2 separate regions of the Homo sapiens genome follow, and region 1 is linked to region 2. Evidence: chromatin loops called from intact Hi-C (ENCODE). Cell type or tissue: dorsolateral prefrontal cortex. All regions are shown on one strand. Links, peaks and the distances in the headings refer to the core of each region. The heading gives the core; the rest is flanking DNA. Region 1 overlaps SYNJ1 (synaptojanin 1). Region 2 has its middle 12 kb from the start of EPCIP.

Evidence for each region. A loop is a pair of places that touch in the nucleus more often than their neighbours do. Peaks named below come from ENCODE experiments on the same cell type or tissue, not always from the same donor. Only the 100,000 strongest peaks of a DNase experiment are listed, where the experiment ranks them.
Region 1: a loop joins it to region 2, with 3 times the contacts of the local background. A loop is called at or near these places in 58 of 110 quality-filtered maps.

The regions. Positions count from the first base shown.
Region 1 is chr21:32,647,973-32,658,091 of GRCh38, reverse strand. It overlaps SYNJ1 (synaptojanin 1), which reads left to right. Exons shown (of 33, transcript NM_203446.3): 19 at 220-376; 20 at 972-1,089; 21 at 1,190-1,405; 22 at 4,726-4,804; 23 at 7,746-7,908. Among named protein-coding and RNA genes, the nearest start is that of CFAP298-TCP10L, 41 kb to the right of the region's middle. In dorsolateral prefrontal cortex, for the core only: a CTCF peak has its summit at 4,581 (motif pointing left); no DNase peak of the experiment used is centred there; H3K27ac peaks cover 2,529 bases.
Region 2 is chr21:32,820,982-32,831,100 of GRCh38, reverse strand. No RefSeq gene overlaps it. Among named protein-coding and RNA genes, the nearest start is that of EPCIP, 12 kb to the right of the region's middle. In dorsolateral prefrontal cortex, for the core only: a CTCF peak has its summit at 4,304 (motif pointing right); a DNase peak (open chromatin) is centred at 4,340.

The DNA.
Region 1 (10,119 bases), core at 808-8,807, 170 kb after region 2:
AGAATTTCCCTGTCTCCTGTCCCTATGGGTATGAAAAATGCTATGTCTCAGGTTATTTTTCTAAGCTTTGTTCCATTCAGCTAGAAGTGTTCATCAGACGCATACAGATTTCTTCTGAGAGCATCCAGCATGTAATAGACATTTAATGGATGACTGTCTGAATGAAAACAGAACTTGTTGCTGTTTGGGAATAACTTACTTTGTATATGTTTATTTTAGGTTTTTAGAGGATTTTTAGAAGGAAAGGTAACCTTTGCTCCGACATATAAGTATGACTTGTTTTCTGACGACTATGACACCAGTGAAAAGTGCCGCACCCCTGCCTGGACAGACCGTGTCCTTTGGAGAAGGAGGAAATGGCCTTTTGATAGATCAGGTTGGGAAATGGGCTTCTTTATTTAAATGAACTAATGTAAACTTATGAGGAAGCAGGGAATGACATAATATCAAATGAGGAGAATATTGTTTTTCAAGAAACATTAACTGGAATAGAATAAATAAAATTTAAATATGTCAGATTTTTAGAAATATCAGATCTGTTTATAATAACTTATTTAATTTTTCAGCCTATTTTCATATAATTTCATGTAAAGAGAAGCAAGGAAATATTTTTGTGAAATTTTTAATTGAAGCTAATTTAGGTTTTTAAGCTAACTTTAGTGGTTTGCATATGTTTTGAACTGCCACTTGTCTCTTGAATTGTTTATGAAACACCATTTAGTCCCAGTCCTTTAAGTAATCTTGGAAATAAAGCCAGATCTTAATTTTTACTAAATAAAGCATAAAATGATAACTTTACCAAAACCTTTCGAATTTAAAGGTATTTAGACTGCCTGCCTATTACCAAGTGTTTCTGGCATTCCAGCCTCAAACCACTGAAGCTCATGAAAGGAAGGAGAATGCCTCTTTGCTCTACACGATCTGTCCTGCTTATACAGCTTCTCTTGTGTTTTCATTTCTTCTGACTGCAGCTGAAGATCTAGATCTTCTAAATGCTAGTTTTCAAGATGAAAGCAAAATTCTGTACACGTGGACTCCAGGCACTTTGCTGCACTATGGAAGAGCTGAGCTGAAGACTTCTGACCACAGGTTTAAGCAGTCTCAGTTTTTCTAATAGTGTTTGAAATTTGTTTGAAATACACCCTTTTAAAAACATTTCTAATACATCTATCTTCCTTTATGCCTTAAGGCCTGTCGTTGCCCTGATTGATATAGATATATTTGAAGTTGAAGCTGAAGAGAGGCAAAACATTTATAAAGAAGTAATTGCAGTTCAGGGTCCACCAGATGGTACAGTATTGGTCTCAATCAAAAGTTCTTTACCAGAAAATAATTTTTTTGATGATGCCTTGATTGATGAGCTTCTGCAGCAGTTTGCAAGTTTTGGTGAAGTTATACTTATAAGGTAAGATGTTTATTATGCAAAAGTAGCTTGTGATTCATAAACAATCATTTCTATATAGAAATCACCTTATTTGGGGAAGGAGAGAATTTTAAAAAAGAAAGATACCACCTTATTTAGTGTTTAGTATATGAGTATTTTTATTTCCAAACTAAAGCAAGATCATACTGTGGATATTATTCTGTAGGTTTTTATAACTGAATTCTCAACTTAGAAAGTTTAAATGAATAGTGAAACTTTTTTTTTAAGACAGGGTCTCACCCAGTCACCCAGGCTGGAATGCAGTCATGTGTTCATGTCTCACTGCAGCCCCAACCACCCAGGCTCAAGCAATTCTCCCACCTCAGCCTCCCAAATAGCTGGGTCTGCAAGTGCACACCACCACACCTGGCTAAGTTTTGTTTTGTTTTGTTTTGTTTTTGTAGAGGCAGGGTTTCACCATGTTGCCCAGGCTGGTCTCAAACCCCTGGCCTTAAGCGATCTGCCCAGCTCAGCCCCACAAAGTGCTGGGATTACAGGCGTGAGCCACCATACCCAGCTAAACAGTGAAACTTTATGTGAACAATTGAAAACAAAAATAGGTGCAAGTTCAGATATGAACTCTCACGATTCCTATACAATAGAACATGTAACAAAACCCTATAACAAAATGAAGCTGTGATTGCTATTTTTTTTTAAGGAGAGATAAGAATGACTCCCTCCCTGCCTCAGTTAAAGAAATTTGAGTAATTTTAAGTATGTTTAATTTCTAACAGAGATGTGATGACTAGTCAAGAGTCATTCCTTCTAGTCTTGGTTTCCCTCATTGATCTAGCCATCTGCCTTTTGCAGAACCAGATGCCTGTTTCCTTGTTTTAAAAATGTTCTCTTCCAACTATACAGCAGTTTTGAGAGACTGAATGATGTGCATGTGTGCATGTGTTTGGATTTCATAGGGAAAGAGGTACCATTAAATCCCTTTAAATACCATTCATTTGCTTAGTTAGGTATGTTTGATAGATATTTGGTGGGCAGATCTCTATACTAGTTGCTGTAGAAGAGCAGAGGAGAAATGGAAGATACAACTCCTGCTTGTAATCTAGTAGGGAAAGTCAGCATGTGTGTAATGACACCCCCAGATCCTAAAGGGCGTAGTCCACAGAATTAAGATGGTATGGCTTCTACAGAGTGAAAATCAAAGACACCTCAAGTCCTTTCAGAGAGTAAATGAACAAATGGAGAAGAAATTGTGTTTAGACTTTCCTCAAATCTTTTGACAAAGGTCTATCCCAAAGCTTTCAAATTAAACAAAACAAAACATTTCAAAAATCTTAAGGTTCTTGAAAGTACACAGTGAAATCTGCAAGTGTACAGATGACAGTATACTTTGCCAAGTACAGAAATGCCAAACCACCAGAAGCATCATGTAGACTGTGTGAGTGGGCAGCAGAGTAGCAGATAAATGTCTTCCTGAGCAAATGTAAAATACTGCACTGAGCTACAAAGAATCCAAACTGTATAAGGGATGAAAGACTCTGATACAGGAAAGGGACCTGTCTTTATAACCCAACCTCTAAAGAACTTGTTAAATTGAAGCCAGAAGGTTTCCCACAAATGTTTGTCATCATTAGGAAAAGTATTGGTAAGAAACTAAGGCATTAACCTAACATTATAAAACCATGGGGTGTCTCCAACCTGGAATATTGGTTGTTAAACCCCAAGATGACTAAGTTGGAAGAGAAAAAGCAAACACTGAAAGTCAACAAGGAGAGGATCTCTATAAGTAGTGAGAAGAAACTGATTATTACCTTTTAGTCTAGATTAAGACAGCCATTAAGGAGTGAGTAAACCCTGTGAACCCCTTTATTTTTAAATAAGAGGTTCCCTGGAAATGTGTATGGGATAAATTTAAATACATATAGATGCTTACATTAATTGAAGGAAGAGTCTAGAAGCTTTTACTGTAGTGAGTGAAAGCAGGAAGAAAATATAGCTTCCAAAAGAACTTACATAAATCAATAGATATAAGAACCAGAATCCCTTGTTAAAGTTAGAAATGTGTAAGGGGCACATTGCTGATTGAGAATAAGGACAAAGATATTAGCCCTAACCCAGGACCACAAAAGTGTTGGTACCTATCAAAGAACAAATAATGTTTGGGGTCTTAGGGGACTGGTGCAGCATAAATGTATGCTTACAGTGGTGATTATAACCTTTGGAGGAGGGATAGTCTCCATTGCCAACAATCTGAAAAAGATACCTTCGTGTAGTTAGGTAAGAATGGTCTCCCTGTGTATTTCAAAGGATAGCATCCTGCAATTTAGTTTTATGCCAAAGAAATTGAGTCAGTTGCCTTGGTCATATCTGTGGGATTGTAGAAATCGGTTCCCTCCAGGCCCTTGATTTTACCAGGGTGAAGTACTTATGCACACTTTTGTTTTGGCCTTTTCCTCTTAATATTCATAATTCATACTTTGGAATCCTAGTTTAAGTAGGGGGTTAGGGGGAGAGTGATACTCTGTGTGTGTGTGTGTGTTTGTGTGTACATGTTTTCCTCTCATTGTGGAAAAATCTGTAAAGATTTCTGAACTTGTGGTTTAACTCGCCAAATTTTCTGTAATAAGACTGATAACATCATAATTTGTTCTTTTTTGAATAATAACTTCATTACATACCTGCGACCCTCTTCAGAACTTCTTCTGTCCTTTTTATTTTTTTTTTCCTCTTGATAGTTTTTTTATTTCAAAAGTAAAAACTTGGAATCCTATCAAAGACCATTGAAGTCCCAAAAGAGTAAATGTTTGTCAATGATGAAAGACAAGGAGCATAACTTATCTAAGGCTTCTTGGGGCCAGTCTGGTTTTGTTTTCTTTCACTGGCAACTCTCATCTTTTTTGATCATAGGAAATTTTCTTCAGGGAAGTCACTGAGACAGTGAAAATACATAGTACTGGGTTGTGGGGTCCGGAGACTTGGATCCCAGCCCTGTAACATATTCTCCTTATAGAGTCACTTTGAACAAGTCACTTAACCTCTGTCCCTTTTTGCCTTGTCAATGAAATGGAGGATTGGATGGGACTGGATTAGCAGTGATCACAAATGGAGGTGCACAGACTCATTTCTTGTGGCTGTTCCATTAACATAGTATTTGAAATTGGAGTTAGAGTGTTTTTAGGGGAAGAGTGCCCTCTCCAGGTCACCACCAGCCCTACCTGCGCTCCCTCCTTTACTTTTTACTTCCTGGCCTCTTGTGGCCCTTGTTAATGATCAATAATCATGGGAGTAGTCACTGAGCTTGTTATGTCTATGGTATTAATTATGGTTTTTTATTGTTTTTCTTAAAGATTTGTAGAAGATAAAATGTGGGTTACATTTTTGGAGGGAAGCTCTGCCTTGAATGTTCTGAGCCTAAATGGTAAAGAGGTAAGGTAGCATTTGTTGATTCTAAACCATTCTGAAATTAAATGTCTGAAGATGGTATGATATTTTTATAGACATGCAGCAAGATTATCTAAATGGGAGGGGAAAAGACCTTATGGTATGTTCGAGGAGTTATTTAATGTTTTTTATTTAGACTGGATTTCTGACTAGCCTAGGCTTATTTTGGCCCCTCCCCAGAGATATTAACTGTTGATATAGACTAAGAAGGAAACATGTTTAGCACCTAATTTGATTTATTACATTTTATGATGCAAAAAGTTTTAAAGTTTTAATTGGGGGTAGTCTGGCTTATCTGTATAGTAGAAAAACATTCTATCAAGTGAAGAAAATGCATTATGTACCAGAAAACAAGGGAGAGAGGTGCTCATTATTCCTAGGAATTTGTTTCATTGGCTTGGCTTACCTAGTTATCTTCTTCAAACATAACTAAATTAATTTCCAGAGATAACAGATCCATCCCATTGAAGTATTTTAGAAATTTTTAACAAATGGAGATATTCCTAACCTGTGATTTGAAAAGTCATTGATGACGGAAACTTACATTGTTGGCCTGGAATAGTTTTACTTCTCTGAAGTGCTTCATCTGTCATTTTTTTCTGAACTCCTTTAGACCCAAATCCTAAATTTCTAAGTATATAGTCAGTGCACAAGATGGATTGTACTCTAGGCCTGATTCCTGCAGCACTGAGCAACTCTGTGAGCACTGTCCTGAGCTGCTTCTTCTGTCACATCAACTTCTTTGGAGAAAAAAAATTCTTTGTATGTATTAGGCTGGGTGCGGTGGCTCACGCCTGTAATCCCAGCACTTTGGGAGGCCGAGACAGGTGGATCACCTGAGGTCAGGAGTTTGAGACCAGCCTGGCCAACATGGCAAAAACCTGTCTCTACTAAAAATACAAGAAGTAGCCAGGCGTGGTGGTGGGCGCCTGTAATCCCAGCTGCTTGGGAGACTGAGGCAGCAGAATCACTTGAACCTGGGTGGCAGAGGTTGCAGCGAGCCGAGATTGCACCAGTGCACTCCAGCCTGGGCAACAGAGCGAGACTCTGTCTCAAAAAAAAAAAAAAAATTCTTTGTGTGTATTGCTTTTGAAATAGGTTTTGTAGAGTTTTGTTTGTTTTCCTAAATGTAATACTAGTATACTCATGTAAAATCATGTATCAGGAAACATGGAAAAGAATTAAAAATAAGACCACTCACATAATGCTACCATTCTGAAGTAATTTCTCTTAACCTTAATATTAGCATATACATATGTAAATACAAATGGGATTTTATATACACACAAACACATTAACACAAATGGGATATGCATATACGCAAACACAAATTGAAACCGTGTTATAAAGCTATTTTCTTACTACCTCTTATGACTGTGTCAGGGACATCTTAAACAAATATGTCATTTTTAATGGCTTCATTAATTTCATTTTGTGAATAAATATATACATTTATTAAACCAAACTCCTATAGACATCTAGATTATTTCCTATTCTTAATTATTAAAGCCAATATTCCAGTGAACCTCTATGTATCTTTTTGAATATTTTTTTGGTCTTCTAAATTTCTTCCTTTTCATTTGGCCCTGGTCTCTACCAAGGGGATAGTCCTAAGGAATTACATCTTAATTGGCCATTATGGTGATAGGTATTTAAGAATGCTTGTTAGTATTTTTTGATGAATATAAAAGAATTTTGTTGACTTTGAAAAGTAATATATGACTTGTAAAGCGTGTTAAGTTCTGAAATTGGATTGATTTTAGTACTCATATCTACTTGGCAAGTAAAGGATTATGAATTCTTAGGATTCTGACTTTAAAGCTCAGTGTGGATGCTAAATTACTAATAAACACAGCTGTGCCACTCAGTTCAGCAACTTTCAACCTCTCCATTATTATGCCTTCAAGGAATTCTAATATCAGTAACACTTTGAGCCAAGGAAGATCTGTACCCACAAAGGTGCCAACTGTCAGCACAGCATATTGATCACAGCTACACAGTTCATTTGCAAATACCAAAAATATTCACATCTTGTTCACATTAAGAAACTCTTCAAACAAAGGAAATTGAAACTATGTGGGAGAGAGATTAAATTTAGAAAGCAAGTTTGTTATAAGAATATGGGTTTTAAATGAGAACTCCTTTCTAGTGCACATTTTGTCCTTGACCAAAGAGTCTTGCTGTTATCAGCAAGTTTTTTTGAGAGTATTTTTTAAATACATTGACACGATCTGCTATAATTTGATTATAATGTCTTGGTTGTCTTAGATTATACTTTAGTCTAAAAGTCACCCAAATTTATAGAGAAGGCAGAGTGCCAGTTTCACAGGTAGAAGTCATTCTGTTTTTAGAATGATTAATTTTTGTTGAAGATTTAAAATGGTGTTCAGTTCTCTTAATATTCTTCTGACATTTGAAATGCTAAAACTGTATAGGTTAGCACTTAGCAGCTGACAATATAGCAGCTCTTAGGACCATATGCCAAGTTAGGAAAGACCAAATGAACAGGAACAGGAAATGCATTTTAAAGATTTTCTGCTGTCTCTTTTGTAGTTGTTTCACGTGGGAACAATTACTTAATCTGTGAATCAAAATTAAGAAAGTATAAAGTTATGTAGCAGAGTTGTTGGTGAATTTACATCTGGCCAGGAAAACATAGTGGTTGTAGCAAAGGAAACTTGCATCTCTGGGCATCCTAGAAAAGATCTTTATTTATCACCACAGGTGTTTAAAGGGAGAACTGGGAACAACCTTTAAACTAGTTTGAAATTTAGTATATGTGAAAGAACTATTTCTTTAGTTAGCTGAATTGTCTAACTAAATTAACTGTCTATACCATTGCATAGTTTAACGAAGTCAGCCTCTTTATTCCAAATTAGTTAGCTTTCATGTTAATCTTTATTTTATATCTCTTTTACTCCGCTAGTTATTGAATCGGACTATAACTATTGCTTTAAAAAGTCCAGACTGGATCAAAAATTTGGAAGAAGAAATGAGTTTAGAGAAAATTAGCATTGCATTGCCATCATCAACAAGCTCTACCCTGCTTGGTGAAGATGCAGAGGTTGCAGCAGATTTTGATATGGAAGGTTTGTTTCTTAAACACATTTACTTCTTGTAGTTCTAGATATGTTTTCTTCCAATCTGTAAAGTCTTATTTTCCAAGTTCATCTTTCTTCTTCTTCTTGGGACGTACATAGCACTATTAATTAGAATGTATTTTGGCCAGGTGCGGCAGCTCATGCCTGCAATCACAGCACTTTGGGAGGCTGAGGAGGGTGGATTGCCTGAGGCCAGGAGTTCAAGACCAGCCTGTCCAACATGGCGAAACCCTGTCTCTACTAAAAGTACAAAATTTAGCTGGGCGTGGTGGTGCATGCCTGTAATCCCAGCTACTCAGGAGGCTGAGGCAGGAGAATCGCATGAACCCAGGAGGCAGAGGTTGCAGTGAGCCGAGATTGTGCCACTGCACTCCAGCCTGGGCAACAGAGCGAGGCTGTCTCAAAACAAAACAAAACAAAACAAATTTATTTCACATCATATTGTGTTTATTTTGCGTATACTTTAAATGTATTTACCATTCTTCCATTCAAATATTAAGACCTTTACAAATGTTAATTTATATTCTTATTGGATAAATACCCAAATTAGTATTGTTGGTGTATGGTTTAGTCCCAATAATTAAAGTTGAGGTAAAAAAGTAGAAGTTCCAAAAGGGTATTCTAAGAACAGAAATGAATTTAAGTAATTACGCCGAAAATTTCCTTAAACATGATTTAAAAATGCATTTGTTTGATGGCAACATTATCAAAAGAAAAAATTTTTAAATGCATTTGTTTTCTAACACAATATGCTATTCTAGCCAGTTTTTCATTAAAATGCATACCTTAGATTATAATAATATTGTAATGCCCTGTATAGCTAGGTACCACATTTAAGAGTTGAACGTCTTACAAGGTTATCTCATTTTCACATTATCTGTTCATTTGTTTACTCAGTCCACACATATTTATGTAGTACCTTTATGCCAGATACAGCTGGGTGCTGGAGATTCGACAGCTGTGGTTCTTGCCTTTCCAGAACTCATAGCTTATTGGGTGTTACGTGTAAGTAAGCAGGCAATTATAATAAAGTGACATAAATGTGATAATGAATGGTTTTGTGGTAGCTCATGGGAAAGTTGCTTAACCTGGATTTGGGAAATTGGGCAAGCTTTCCCAGAGGAATTGAAATTTAAGTTGAGAATCCAAAGACTCAGGGAGAATGGAATTAATGCTATAGAGGAGTGATCCAAGAAGAAAGCATGTGCACAGTCTAAGTGGGGATAAAGAGGATCCAAATGGATTATGGAGGGATGTTTGTGAGGGAGTAAATGAAGAAAAGAAATGCAGAGAGAGAAGTAGGTGTGGGATGGAAGATGAATTTTGTTTCGGATATGTTGAATTTGAGATGTTCATGGAGTCAGTCAAACATGAGTCTGGTGCTCAGGAAAGAGCTCTGGAGTCAAGGCAGCTCTAATAGCCTGCAAAGCATGGGCATTTGTTAATATAACTTTGGCCAATAGGATTATGACGAGACAGAAGAGAATGAATCGAATATGGAGAAATACAGACCTGGGATTGAGTATGTGGAAACACAGAGTTTAAATATAGACAGAAGAAGGCTGCCCGTGAAAAGAAAATGAGAAGAAACAATGGCAATTGTTTCTAGAAATGTCAAAGAGCCAAGAGAAATTCATGGCTTAAAAATCAAGGAAAGAAAGTGGAGCATGGAAGGGGAGTAGTCAGTGGTGTCTTGTAACACAGAAAGATGAGAAGAAATGAGGACAGAAATGTGTCCTTCTGATTTAATAACAGGAAGGGAAGCTGTTGTTGACATTTCATGAGAGTGATCTCAGAAGTGATGAAGTCAGATAGTGGTAAATTGATATGGATGGAAGGTGAAGAAGTGGAGAAAAGTGTCTGTAGACAACTCTTTAAGAAAGTTTGGGGGGAAAGAGAAGAGGGCAATTGCTCTAGGAAGATTGGAGGTCCTAGGGTGGTGGTTTTGGATGGGACAGGCTTGAGAATGCACAGTGCTAATGGAAAAGTAGAGGAGAAAGGGCTGATGGTTTGGGGGAAGGGCAAGGCAGAATAGTAGAGCAGTGTCACTGAGAAAATTAGGCTGGGTGGGGCCCATTTGTTCCATCCTCAGATACCCAAGTGACAACCATGTAATGAGACTCCAGCTTGGGGGCAGGCTGTTGAAGTAGGGGTTCCCATCTTAAGACTTCCCTCTTCTCTGTGAAGTGTTGAAGTGAT
Region 2 (10,119 bases), core at 806-8,805:
TGAAGAACACTTCGGAGCTATTAAAATTTATAAAAGACCTATCATAAAACTCTAGTGGCCAAGACAGTAAGGTATCGGTACAAGAATGAAAAAAAACAATAGAACAGAATGGTGAGTTGAGAAACAGACCCACATATATACAGTCATCCAATTCATAAGAAATTGACAATCAGACAATTAAATTTGTTTAAAATCTTGACCCCTGACTCACACCAAAGATGAAAATCAATTCCAGACAGATCATAGATTAAATGTATTGGGTTAAACCATATGAAACTCCTATTTTTTATGTTGACTATTAGTAATTTCATATGGTTTAACTTAATAAAACAGTAAAACTTTTGTGATAGAGCATGGGAAAATATTTTCATGAAACTGAAGTAGCCAAAGGTCTATTTAACCAACACAAAAAATGTGATAATCATAGAGAAAAAATAAGTAAATTAAAACACATTAATATTAAAAACTTTCGGCCAGGCGCAGCAGCTCATGCCTGTAATCCCAGCACTTTGGGAGGCCAAGGGAGGTGGATCACCTGAGGTCGGGAGTTTGAGACCATCCTGACCAACATGGAAAAACTCCATCTCTACTAAAAACACAAAATTAGCCGAGCATGATGGCGCACGCCTGTAATCCTAGCTACTCAGGAGGCTGAGGCAGGAGAATCACTTGAACCTGGGAGGCAGAGTTTGTGGTGAGCTGAGATCACTCCATTGCACTCCACCCCAGGCAACAAGAGTGAAACTCTGTCTCAAAAAATAAAAAAGATTAAAAACTTTTGTTCATCAAAAGACAGTGTTAAGAGTGAAAAGTTAAGCCACAGAGTGGGAGAATATATTTAAAATACATGTATTCAACAAAGGACTCATTCAGATTATATAACGAACTCCTACAAAGCGATTTGTATTAAATGTCAGACAACCCAAAAGAAAAAAATGGGCAGAATTATGAGCAATTATGTCACCACACAAAGAAGATAGCCTTCAAATAGTTATCAAGAAAATGTCACCTAGGACCACAATTGTGTACACAAGAATGACTAAAGGGAAGAAGACACTATCAAGTGTGGGCAAGAGTGAGGAACAACGGGGACCCTCATATACTACTGGTCGGGGTGTAAAATGGCCCACCCACCTTAGAAAACTGTCAGGCGACATCTACTAAAGCAGAAACATATGTGTAGTCTGTGACCCAGCAATTTCAATCTTGGATGTATACTCAACAGAAATGTATATACATGTTCACCAAAACACATTTAGGAGAATGTTCATGGCTTCACTATTTATAATAGTAAAAGAACTGGATACAACCCACATGCCCATCTATAGTAGAATGGGACTAGGTACAGTGGCTCACGCCTATAATCCCAGCACTTTAGGAGGCCAAGGCAGAAGGATCGCTTGAGCCCAGGAGTTCAAGATTAGCCTGGGCAACATAGTGAGATCCCACTCTACAAAATAATTTTTTTTTAAAGATGAAAAATTAGCTGGGCATGTTGGCATATTCTTGTAGTCCCAGCTACTCAGGAGGTTGAGGTGGTAGGAACCCTTAAGCCCAGAAGTTGGAGGATACAGTGAACCATGATTGTGCCACTGCACTCTAGCCTGGGTGACAGACCAAGATCCTGTCTCAAACATTAAAAAAAATAAAATTAAAATAGTAGAATGGGTAAATAAATTGTGTAATATCCACACTTAGAATAATATTCAACAGTCAGTGAGAGCGAATCATCTGTAACTGTCTAAGACTACTCAGGCCCTATAACAAAACATCACCTATTGGATGACTTATAAAAACAGACATTTATTCCTCATGGTTCTAAAGGCTGGAAGTTCAAGATCAAGGTGCCAGCAGATTTGATGTCTGGTGAGGGGCACTTTCTGGTTCATAGATGGTGCCTTCTTGCTGTGTCCTCACATGATGGAAGAGAGAAAACGCTGGTCTCTCAGCTTCTTCTAAGGGCACTAAGTCCCATTCCTGAAGGCTCTACCCTTATGACGTAATCGCCTTCCAAAGGCCCTGCTTTCTAATACCATCGTCTCAAGAGTTAGAATTTCAACCTGTGAATTTTCAGACCAAAGCAAGAATATAAAGCACTCAAAAACAACCTCAGATATATATATAGAGAGAGAAAGAGAGACATTTTATATTTGCATATCAATAAATAGAACTGGGAAAATTAGTTTTTCATATAAAAAGTTATACCTAAATCATGCCATACTCAAAATTAATTATAGATAGATTTAAAACTCCAATGTGAAAAGGAAAGCTTTAAAACTTTGGGAAGAAAATATCAAAAATATCTTTATAAATTCAGAATAGTGAAGGACTCTGGGGCCAGGCTATCTGGGTTCCAGTCTCAGCTCTATGACTTACTAGCTGTGTGAGCTTGGACAGTTTCTCCCTACTCTTTACTTTCCACGTATGAAAAATAAGGAGAATAATGGCACCTTCTCACAGGGTCATTGAGAGGATTAAATGAATAATATGCATAAACTGTTTAAAATACTGACTGACACTTATTAAGTGCTATATGGGTTTTTGTTGTTTTATGAGTAGTACTGGTAGTTGTTATAAGGGACAGATACTTTCCAGTTGGAAGATATATGTTTTTAAAAGTTCAGAAAGTCTAGTAATTAAGGGAAGAAATGGATAATCAATATTGAAAGATAGCAAAAAAGAAAAATATAATAAAGAAAGGACAAATTAAGAATTTGTGAGCCCCTCATGTAAAAAACCAGACTAATGTAAATAAGCTGAATTACTCTATTAATCATTTAATCTGTGTATGTCTCCCCCACTGACCCCCAAGCTGTCCCTAACCAAGAATACCATGGGATTGTGTTCTTGTCTGCTTTCTTCCTGCTGTACTTCCACATTCTGAAATGCATTCCACAGGCAGGTGCATCTTGGGTTTCCAATAAAAATCAACCGACCAAGGGGGCGGAATCTCCAGGCTTGAACCCTCAAATACAGACAGGATTATGTGTTCTTTTTCTATTGGGAGGCATAGTTTTCTGGTAGGATACTGGCAAATCAGAAACAGCAAAACAGAGTCTTCTCAGGAGTTCAATAGACTTTGCAGCAAGACTCTTTTATATGCTCAAAATTTAAAATCATTCATGCACTTCTTCATTTTTAAAAAATAGTCTTTTAAGTTTATAGTATTTTCTTATGTTTTTCCAATATTGAAAAACTGCAATGTACAGTATTCTTATTCTCCTGCCAAAACAAATAGCATATTATTGCAGCTGTAACATTTTATGTCTTTGCCACAATAACTGTGGTTTTCCGCAGTAATTTTGCTATTATGCTATGATTTTTATTAGAAAATGTATTACTGCCATCTTAATTTTCTTAGCCAGTTTAACACATTTATGGCTTTTCTGCTTTGGCAAAGTGGTATTTCAAATACTGAAGAATAACTTTTTTAAATTCTATAAATCCTGGATGAAATTTAAACCATAAATTTCATTTCTGAATAATCAAATCAGAACATTACTGCAACTGTGTCATCGCCTAAAGCCAGTAATATTCCATGAGTTTGTAATAACATTATTTTGAGCAAGTCACACAAGGGGTAGTTTAGTGATCTGAAATGTCCAGGGTTTGCTATTTTTTCCCCAATAGTCCTTTTTTTTTTTTCTAAGATGGAGTCTCACTCTGTTTCCCAGGCTGAAGTGCAGTGGCATGATCTCAGCTCACTGCAAACTTCGCCTCCCGGGTTCAAGCTATTCTCCTGCCTCAGCCTCCCAAGTAGCTGGGATTACAGGCTCCTGCCACCACACGCAGCTAATTTATGTATTTTTAGTAGAAGACGGGTTTTCACCATGTTGACCAGGCTGGTCTTGAACTCCTGACCTCATGATCTGCCCTCCTCAGCCTCCCAAAGTGCTGGGAGGCGCAAAGTGCAGGCGTGAGCCACCATGCCCAGCCTCTTCCCCAATATTCTTGAAGAGATTTATAACAACACCGAATCTCAGATTTGATGGCTACCTGTTGAGAGAAATCAAGGAATGAGGAAGAATTTGAATGAGGAATGCAGGTGGCCTTTCTCGCCATCCTTTTGCCTAGTGGCCCCCTTTTTCACCAAGACAAGAGGCTGGTTTTTGTTTCTGGTTTTATCACATCAGACTCTGGCTCATAGCAAAAGCAGTCAGTCTCCTGTTGCTGCTTCATGGATAGCGCCTCTAACAGGCATTAATTTTTTGTTGTTGTCGTTATGGAGGAGTGTCAGCATACACTCTAATAGAACAGTCTGGAAAGACAAGTGTTGTTGGTAAACCCTAGGGACGTGAGAATCAAGTGTCACCAGTAGGTGGAGGACTTGATCAGAAATACACATGCCTTGGGGCCTATACGGAGTTGCCTGCTCAGCTATGGTTTGAAGCAGAATCTGAGGGGATGCTCATGGTCCAGTTTGGCAAATATCAGGGTGTGGTTATTTAGATGAGGCACAAGACTAACTGGAAGTGTGGGACATAAGTGAAAGATGGCACCAGGAGGTTGAAACTGTCCCTTAAACTGAGTCCTACAGGCACCCTCCCTTGGGTGACGGAGCCCCAGTTATTCCTGTGCACCCTCATAGTCTTCTGAGCCAGGGCCCTCTCCCCAGCTAGGTGGCTGATGCCCCAGAACACACCGTATGTGAAACTGTCAGTGGATTCCAGGCACCCGTCCTTTAGTAGGCAGCTAGCAGATCCCCAGCTTAGCAGAAGGCACAGGTTTGGTGGAGACTCAGAAACTAAGCCCAGCAAGTTCCCTCATCAGTGGCTCTCCACCTGGATACATAAACAACTTTTACAATGGTTGTTTAAATAACAGAGCTAGTTCGTCGCCCAGATCTCCTGTGTGTCCTCTCCGTCTTTTTTTTTTTTTTTTTTTTTTTTTGAGACGGAGTCTCGCTCTGTTGCCCAGACTGGAGTGCAGTGGCACGATCTCGGCTCACTGCAAGCTCCGCCTCCCGGGTTCACGCCATTCTCCTGCCTCAGCCTCCCGAGTAGCTGGGACTATAGGCGCCCACCACCATGCCCAGCTAATTTTTTGTATTTTTATTAGAGACAGGGTTTCACCGTGTTAGTCAGGATGGTCTCGATCTCCTGACCTCGTGATCCGCCCGCCTCGGCCTCCCAAAGTGTTGGGATTACAGGCGTGAGCCACCGCGCCCAGCCTCCTCTCCCTCTTAGACATATATTTTGCACACTGAGCTATTTGCACAATCAGGATTAACAAGCAAATAGCTGATGGAGGAAGGGTGAATTGGCTCTCTCTGCTTCAGCTGGGACATCCGTCTTCTTCTGCCCTTGGACATCAGCTCTCCAGCTTCTCGGGTCTTTGGGCTCAGACTTAGACTCACATCATTGGTTCCTCTGGGTCTCAGGCTTTTGGGCTGGGACTGAAACTATACCACTGGCTTTCCTGGACCTTCAACTTCCAAATGGCAGATGGAGGGACTTCTCAGCCTCCACAATTATGTGAGCTAATCCCTCATAATAAATCCCTTTCTTTACATCTATATATAGCCTATCAGTTCTGTTTATCTAATACATTTCCTTTCTGATTTCTTCAATTACTTCTTCTTTACAGCTTTAATGAGACATAATTCAAATACTACACAATTCACCCATGTAAAGTGCAAACTTCGTTGGTTTTAGTGTATTCACAGAATTGTGTAACCATCACCACAATCAATTTTAGAAGCTTTTCATCACCCCAAAAATAAACCCATGCCCATTAGCAGTCATTCCCCATTTCATCTCACCTCCAGCCCTAGGAAATCACCAATCTATTTTCTGTCTCTATGGATTTTCCTATTCTGGACATTTCATATAAATGAAATCATACCATATGTGGTGCTTTCACACTGGCATTTTGCACTTAGATAATGTTTCAAGGTTTATCCATGTGGCAGTATGTATCAGTACATCATTCTTTTTCGGTGCTGAATAATATTCCATTGTGTGGATATACCACATTTTATTTATCTATTCATCAGTTGATGGACATGGGTTGTCACCACTTTGGGGTATGATGAATAATGTTGCTATGAACATTCATGTACAAGTTTTTGTGTGAACATGTATTTCACTTCTCTTGGGTACATACCTCCCAGTGGAATTGCCTGGTCATATGGTAACTCTATCTTTAACCTTTCAAGGAACTGTCAGACTGTTTTCCGAGGTGGCTGCACCATCTATGACAGGCTGAGCATCCCTAATCTTAAAATTTCACATCCAAAATACTCCAAAATCTGAAAATTTTAAGCACCAACATGATGCCACAAGTGGAAGATTTCTCACCTGACCTCGTGTGATGGGTCGCAGTCAAAATGCAGGTGCACAATGCTGAAGATAACATAGTTAACACTGCAGAAAAATTGCCTCTAGACGACATAATGAAAACGTGTGATGGGCTCATTGAAGGACTAGAGCACCACGCATTCATAACAGAACAATAAATCATATCAGGTTTATAAAGTCAAAGAGAGACTTCTAAGACAAGAACAATTTACGCTTGACATTTATGCTTTAACGAGGCAGTTGATTCTGGAGGAAACATCTTTAAAAGCCATCCATCAGAATGCCTCCTGAGCCCCAGAGGACCCACTTCCTGGTCTCTCAATTGCTTCTGAAGTTTCTTCTCATCTAAAAAAATAAAATACAGTGCACAGTAACCTTTTCATCAAAACACAGCATCGTAGGTGGAGCCTGAAAACCTGCTGTTGTTTGTTGCTACTGCTGTTAAGCAGCTGATTCAGCTATTCCAGGGATGCTACTGAGCAGCTTGGTTGCCCTGAACACATTATGTTTTCACTGCATTGATGGCATTCCATGTTTTATTTATTTACTTTTTATTATACTTTAAGTTCTAGGGTACATGTGCACAACTTGCAGGTTTGGTACATAGGTATACATGTGCCATGTTGGTTTTCTACACCCATCAAGTCATCATTTACATTAGGTATTTCTCCTAATGCTATCCCTCCCCCAACCCCCCACCCCCTGACAGGCCCCAGTGTGTGATGTTCCCCACCCTGTGTCCAAGTGATCTCATTGTTCAGTTCCCATCTATGAGTGAGAACATGCAGTGTATGGTTTTCTGTCCTTGCGATAGTTTGCTCAGAATGATGGTTTCTAGCTTCATCCATGTCCCTGCAAAGGGCATGAACTCATCCTTTTTTATGGCTGCATAGTATTCCACGGTGTATATGTGCCACATTTTCTTAATCCAGTCTATCACTGATGGACATTCGGGTTGGTTCCAAGTCTTTGCTATTGTGAATAGTGCCACAATAAACATACGTGTGCATGTGTCTTTATAGTAGCATGATTTACAATCCTTTGGGTATATACCCAGTAATGGGATTGCTGGGTCAAATGATAATTCTAGTTCTAGATCCTCTAGGAATCACCACACTGTCTTCCACAATGGTTGAACTAATTTACACTCCCACCGACAGTGTAAAAGCTTTCCTATTTCTCCACATCCTCTCCAGCATCTGTTGTTTCCTGACTTTTTAATGATTGCATTTCTAACTGGTGTGATATGGTATCCCATTGTGGTTTTGATTTGCATTTCTCTGATGACCAGTGATGATGAGCACATCATCATGTGTCTGCTGGCTGCATAAATGTCTTCTTTTGAGAAGTGTCTGTTCATATCCTTTGCCCACTTTTTGATGTGGTTGCTTGTTTTTTTATTGTAAATTTTTTTGAGTTCTTTGTAGATTCTGGATATTAGCCCTTTGTCAGATGGGTAGATTGCAAAATTTTCTCCCATTCTGTAGGTTGCCTGTTCAGTCTCATGGTAGTTTCTTTTGCTGTGCAGAAGCTCTTTGTTTAATTAGGTCCCATTTGTCTATTTTGGCTTTTGTTGCCATTGCTTTCAGTGTTTTAGTCATGAAGTCCTTGCCCATGTGGTCCTGAATGGTACTGGATGGCATGCCATATTTTCTACTGATCAGTACTCATGCAAATAAGTGTAAGAAAATGATTTTTATTTATTTATTTATTTATTTATTTATTTATTTTTAAGACAGAGTCTCGCTCTGTCGCCCAGGCTGGAGTGCAGTGGCATGATCTTGGCTCACTGCAACCTCCACCTCCTGGGTTCAAGTGATTCTCCTGCCTCAACCTCCCAAGTAGCTGGGATTATAGGCCCGTGCCACCACGCCTGGCTAATTTTTTGTATTTTTAGTAGAGATGGGGTTTTACCATGTTAGCCAGGATGGTCTTGATCTCCTGACCTCATGATCTGCCCTCCTCAGCCTCCCAAAGTGCTGGGATTACAGGCGTGAGCCACCGCACCTGGCCAAAAATGATTTTTATCACTAGCATATATATTCAGAGTCTGGAATAACAGTGATACCAAACAGCAATGCCCACACGGGTGGCTGAGATAGTGACACTTGCTTTCAGATGGTTCAATGTATACAAACTGTGTTTCATGCAAAACATTATTTTAAATATTGTATAAAATAACTTTCAGGCTATGTGTATCAGGTGTATTTGAAACATAAATAAATGTCCTGTTTAGATTTGGGCCCCATCCCCTTATATCTCTCATTATGTACATGCAAATATTTCAAAATCCAAAGAGCATCTGAAATCCAAAACACTTCTGGTCCCAAATATTTTGGATAAGGGAAACTTAACCTGTACTTCTTATCTTAAAAGTTTATTTACTATTCAATTAATTTTTACCTCATTTTCCTATGATTTTATTTTTAAGAATTTATTAATCCCATATAGACTTCATTCCATATATAGTGACAATCTATATTTGCATTTTCCTCCAAATTCATAGCCAGTGATTCCAAATTATTGCTGAGTAATCCTTAATCTCCTCAGTAATATATATTTTCTTCTTTTATATATCAATTCAAAACAACATTTTTCAGACACAGGGTCTCACTGTGTTGTTCAGGCTGGCCTCGAGCTCTTGGGCTCCAGTGATTATCCCAAATAGCTGAGACTACAGGTGTGCACCGCCACCTGTGGTTACAGTCTGTCTCTGTTCATGTCAGTACTGCACTATTTCAGTGACTGCCATTTTGATTTTTGTGTTTTGGTGGGTTTTTTTTGTTTTGTTTTTTGTTTTTTGTTTTTTTTGACAGAGCCTTGCTCTATTGCCCAGGCTGCAGTTCAGTGGTGGATCTCAGCTCATTGCCACCTCCAACTCCTGGTTCAAGGATTCTAGTGCCTCAGCCTCCCAAATGGCTGCGGTACCAGGTGCATGCCACCACACCAAGCCAATTTTTGAATTTTTAGTAGAGACAGGGTTTTGCCATGTTGGCCAGGTTGGTCTTGAACTCCTGGTCTCAAGTGATCCACCCACATCAACCTACCAAAGTATCATTTTGTTTTAATAAGTCAAATGACTAATCCCCCCTTATTATTCTTCATATTTTGAATATTTTCTTTATTATCTCATTGAACTTCAGAATACTTGTATCAACTCCTTCGATATTTGTATCAATTTCCATTGGATTTTTAAAATCACTATTGAATTAGCTCTCTAAATTAAGTTGAGAGAAGTTGTTATTTATTGCTGGCTGGGCACAGTGGCTCGCACCTGAAATCCCAGCACTTTGGAAGGCTGAGGCAGGCTGATTGCTTGAGCTCAGGAGTCTGAGACCACTATGGGTAACATAGCAAAACTCTGCTTCTACAAAAAAAGTATAAAAATTAGCTGAGCATGGTGGTGCATGCCTGTGGGTCCAGCTACTTGGAAGGCTGAAATGGGAGGATTGCTTGAGCCTAGGAGGTCGAGGCTACACTGAGCGGAGATCGCACCACTGCACTCCAGCCTGGGTGACAGAGCGAGACCCTGTCTCAAAAAAGAATAAGTTATTATTTCTATAATTTTAATTATTACACATTGAAATGTGCTTTTTCTGCAGGAGAAATTTCAAACTACAATTTCCAGTATTTGATGATTTGTTGGCTCTTGGATTAAAGAAGGAAGAGTCAAAATGTTTCTAAGGCTTGGGGTCTGAGAGACTTTGGGACTCAGAAAAGCTTCACAGGAGCCAAAAGAGCATTGCTAAGTGTTATCAGAAAGAAGAGGGAAGATTTTTCAGTGTTACTCTTAAGGGCGGAAAAACAGCCAATGTCTCAA